2 separate regions of the Homo sapiens genome follow, and region 1 is linked to region 2. A link is a loop called in an ENCODE intact Hi-C map of the cell type or tissue named here. Cell type or tissue: endothelial cell of umbilical vein. All regions are shown on one strand.

Evidence for each region. A loop is a pair of places that touch in the nucleus more often than their neighbours do. Peaks named below come from ENCODE experiments on the same cell type or tissue, not always from the same donor. Only the 100,000 strongest peaks of a DNase experiment are listed, where the experiment ranks them.
Region 1: it touches region 2 in a loop (3-fold over the local background); 2 of 110 quality-filtered maps call a loop at or near these places.

The regions. Positions count from the first base shown.
Region 1 is chr3:23,182,884-23,185,383 of GRCh38, reverse strand. No RefSeq gene overlaps it. Among named protein-coding and RNA genes, the nearest start is that of UBE2E2-DT, 19 kb to the left of the region's middle. In endothelial cell of umbilical vein, a CTCF peak has its summit at 1,486; a DNase peak (open chromatin) is centred at 1,463.
Region 2 is chr3:23,874,269-23,876,768 of GRCh38, reverse strand. All of the region lies in intron 3 of UBE2E1 (ubiquitin conjugating enzyme E2 E1), which reads right to left. Among named protein-coding and RNA genes, the nearest start is that of NKIRAS1, 41 kb to the left of the region's middle. In endothelial cell of umbilical vein, no CTCF peak of the experiment used is centred here; a DNase peak (open chromatin) is centred at 1,388; H3K27ac peaks cover 436 bases.

The sequences.
Region 1 (2,500 bases), 690 kb after region 2:
TCTCTTCTTTTAGCAGATAAAAAATTTGAATTATAAAGGGACCAAATTGTTGGAGCCCACTGCAATTTTTTAGTTACTAGACGTTTTTGTGAGCTTCATAGTCATTTATAAACCTAATCATAAGATATTTAGAGACAAAGCCAATATTACAATAGAAATTAAGGCAATTGAACAAAAAATCTGATTCTCCCCAAATTACAGATAATCCTATATACCTTACAATGTAGATTGTAAAAATTTAGGTATGATATCAAAGTCACTGCTTAGTAACATACCTAAGTCATTCCTTCAAAATCGTCATTTAGTGAAAGAGAATAAAGCCCTTTTCTTAGCCTTTGTATAGAGATGCATTTGGTATTAGATTTGATAGGAGACCCTAAGGTGGCAAAAGAAAGTCTATTTACAGCAATCTAATAAAGCTTGCGCACCCACCTCATAGCCTTCCTTTCCCACCTGCAAATAAACACCGTCACTTAAGTGTGGTTAATGTTGGCTTCCTTTCATTTTGTTTGTCATTGTAAAGCAGGTGTTGTTCCCCAAAATTGTTCTCCATAAAAGAGGGAGTTGCCAAATAACTAAGTCCTTACAGTCTTTGTCTTATTACGGGGTTCTCTCTTGAGTTTTTAATTTTGAACAGTGAAGTACTATTTGGGAATGAGATATTAGTTGAAATGAACCTCCTTAATATGAGTCTTCAATGCTGATAGATGTCATCTAATGAAATCACTAATTTTTAAAGGAGGTAAGGAAATTTAACACAGATATTGTAATTTTTAGTGGGGGTATGACCTCACAAATACTTGTATTGAAGAACATTGTTAAAAGCTCTTTCAAATCACTTTCAAAAGCAATTCAGAAAGTTATTGCATTGAGGAGATCACTAATACACTCTTCCAGGATGCACTAAAAGGAAACTTCCCTAGCATTCTGCAAATAGGCACATGTGATTTAAGATATATTCTCTAATAACAACTTCATGCATTGATTTAAAAAGTGCTGTGTTTCAAAAACTTACTTGAAGTTTATGTATTTTGAAAAATGTTGGGTGAATCCACGATTAGTTCTAGTTATGATGATGTTGTATTTTGTTAATCTAGATTAGGATTGCCCTGACCGAAAAATTATTCCTTGTCCTCGAGAGAAGTATAAATGTGTGTGTGTTTTTTGGTATGCATTTACTTACAGGAGAATGTGTTATCATGCTAAAGAAAAAAAAGAAGGATTAGTACATTCGATTTCTTTCTTCTCAAGTTGAGCATAGACAGGACAGAGAACTGGAATAATTGGGCTCAGTGCCCACCTGGGCAATAAGACACGTGGGTTTATTAAAAACTGATGAACCTCTACTCCGTGTTTTGAATTCTCCATCCATAGCCTTCCCAGTCCCTTTACCACTTTAAGGCACATGGGTTCCCTGTATGGTTTCACTCCCAGGAAAGGTAGCATCTGTGTCTTTGTTGAAGGGTTGCCCCCAAGCGGTTGGAATCTAATTTGTCTACACTTGGGGAGTTGAAAGTGCCTGGAAAGTTAAGTTTTCTCAGAGGCAGTCCCTAACCAATGACTGATGAGTGCAGAGTAGGGTAGGGGGTAATAAATGGGCAGAATACCTTGCTCCCTGGTGGGGACAACTCTGAGGAAGTACACATGCCCTCTCCAAAGGTCTCCTGTAGAACTGAGCCTATGTTACCTTCTGTAGGACTTTGCTTTTTGCTTGCTTGGCCTTCTTCCTTTCCTGATCTCACTTCCCCTGTTGGTTTGTTTTGGGACATTTCCTAATAAATTGCTTTAGTATGAATCCTCATCTCAGGGTCTATGTCTAGGAACCCCTCCTAAAACAGGTGGTTCACTGTGGACCCTCACAATTGTCTTGCTGGGTTGTGGAAGTTAGACCACACATCTGAATAAAATGAATATCGCTTCCAGAGCAGGAAACGAGATGGCTTTCCTCTTTATAGCATATGCTGCTCAGATCACTCATTCAGAATCTAGGCACTCATTCTCCCAGCTGCTGGGAGCCCTGGCAACTCACACTCTTTTGTATCAATTGCCATTAGCCAAAGGACAGCCCTTATGGCATGGCTGGCCAATGTGGGAGTTCAGGTCCAGGCCTCTGTGTTTTTATTTAGAATGGCTTTGAAGAGCTATCCTAACTCAAGAGCTCCCTGTAGTATCAGCTGAGAACTCTGTTGCAATTCATTGCAACCCATTTTTTCTCTCTGCCCAATTTTGCCTTTTTTTTTTTTAACACCCCCACATATGTTGTTCTCAGAGGCACTCTTCCATAAAACTCGTGTTAGGAAATTTCTTAGAGTCTCTTTTCTGGGGAAACAGATCTATAATATTCTCCAACCTGAAGAGAGAACCCAGAAACCTAAACTCTGAGTTCTAGGAAACAAAGGCTCAAAGAAGTGAAGTGGCTTGCCCAAGGTCACACAGCTTATAAGGATTGACAGAGTCTGACTCAAACCACCTGAGTTTGAATCTAGACCACTCCCCCTTT
Region 2 (2,500 bases):
TGATTTTCTAGATTTAAATTACCATTAATATTATTTAGCTCCCTCCTCCCTTGTCTACAACTCTTTGCAGTAATAAATATGCATCAACCCTGGTAATGCCTAGCTCTATTAAGACAAAAAACAAAAACAAGAAACAAAAAACAAAAAACCCAAAACTGAATTTACAAAATGCTTATATGAAAAAAAAATCCAATTACATCTACATTCCCTATGACAAACACACTACTAAAAATCCACTCCTGATTTACTCTTCTATTGCTAAGAAATTCATAGAGAAGATAAGCTATGAAGGTAGCAATCTACCAGAGATACTGGGTGAAAGCTGCCTTCTCCATGAGATCTACTTGGTACATTCTTACCCTCAGCACCCCTTCATAAAACAGTAACCTTTTGTAACCTAGAAGCGAGTGGCAGAAGGAACTTGAAAAATGAGAAAACTTTACTAAAGAAACTAACAGGGTAGTGACACGATTTTGTAAGTGCTATTAAAAAGCAGGGCGACCACTGCCATAGTCCTAATAACTAAGTTAGAAGGCTTCCTCACCTAAGGTGAGGGGAAGAGGAAAGGAAGAGGCTCTGGTACTGTGAGGAATGTACCATTCAGGTTAACTATCCCTTGGAAAGAACTTGCAGACCTAGAGCCAACCTAAAGGGCTCCCCAGAAAAACTAGTACCCACACACAAGAATTCACATATTTGGCTGGGCACAGTGGCTCACGCCTGTAATCCCAGCACTTTGTGAGGCCAAAGCGGGCAGATCACGAGGTCTAGAGATAGAGACCATCCTGGCCAACACAGTGAAACCCCGTCTCTACTAAAAACACAAAAATTAGCTGGGCGTGGTGGCGAGCGCCTGTAATCCCAGCTACTCAGAAGGGTGAGGCAGGAGAATCGCTTGAACCTGGGAGGCGGAGGCTGCAGTGAGATGAGATCACGCCACTGCACTCCAGCCTGGGCGACAGAGCGAGACTCCGTCTCAAAAAAAATTCACATTAGTGGTATCCACTGTATCAAGGAAGTTATACTGGAACACGGTGGGGCTAAATAGGGGATATATCTTCCTAACTATGGGAAGGAGACTATCCCAGGCACTTAAGATCTCCAACAGTGTGGCCATTTAATGGCCTTCTAACAAAGCCCTCCAAAAGTCTTGTAACAACAACACTGAGGAAATGGTGCCTACTGTCTTCCTCTAGCATAAAGTAGATAAACTTCCGAAGGAATTTTTGACATAACTTTTTGTGACGCACAAGGATGATTTGTGGCCTATGGAAGCTATAGAGTTCATTTTTAAAATTTGTTCCAAACCAGGAAGAGAATAGATTTGTCTGGGTATTTACACAGACTGCTATAGTCATTTGGATACAATCTTTTGTACATCCGAATTTAAGTCTCTAGGGGGTAGTAATTTCCCACACATACTACAGGACTTGGCACACTAACAGTTACCAATATTTAATTAGATGATCAAATATGTACTACTGTTTGGGATTATACAACAGTGTTTCCATATTAGGTAAAATAATTAAAACATCACAAAAGCTCAATCTTGCCCAGTTAGTCATTCAATCGTAGGTCTTACTGTATATGCTGCTGCTCTAGGGACAGTCCAGCACATCTGGAAATTTACATTCCAATATTGAAAAAAATTAGATGACACTGTTTTTAAAAGAAAACTACTTCCAAGTAACTTGTAAGTAAAGGGTTAAGTTACTCTGGTAGGGATGACAAAAGAAGAGCAGACCTAAAAAATGTGGACATTAGGGGGTCACTCTTAACTAGGGATGGCTGAATGAGGAGTTATTAGTACAGTGAGCTAAGGAACCGCACTTTCCCTTCTGGCCTGTCAGGGTAGTCGTGGGGGTAGGTGGCAAGCAAGTAAAATGACAAAACTAGTTCAATGCCAAGTGCCTGAAAGAAGCAGGGGTTGGGGGTACGGCAGTGATTAGAATTAAAGTAAGATCAGTATCCCTTGTGTCTTGAAAGCCATTTTCCTCTATAAGATTAAACATGTAGGTAAGTCAGGATAAAGGTGGATCCAACAATAGGTCTTTTCTGCAGGAATTATACAAGCCTGAGTTGGAACAATTCTAATCTGCCCTTTCGCCCAAGAAGTTAGAAAAAACGAGTCAGGACAGAATCCAATGCTGTGTGTGTGTGGTGATGACTCCTCTATTCCCACTAAAGAATCCAGAGCTTGGGTGTCTGGAATCTGCCTTATGGTGGAGTCCAGATTCTTCAGTTGCAATGCTTATGCTACCATACACAAAACTGCTATTTGAATGAGTAAATACCAACGGGTTATTAGTCCTGGTTCTTCAGTTCACAGGGCACAACTGACTCTTCTATTGGGATGATTAACTATATTGTGCATAAGTGAGAGTCAGCTGGGGGAAAAGCAGAGCATCTTGTTCAGACTTTTTGAGGGGAGAACGTATTGTTAACACCTCTACCCTCCACACATTTAGTGCTGATCCCCAAAAGCAAGAGTGTCACAAAG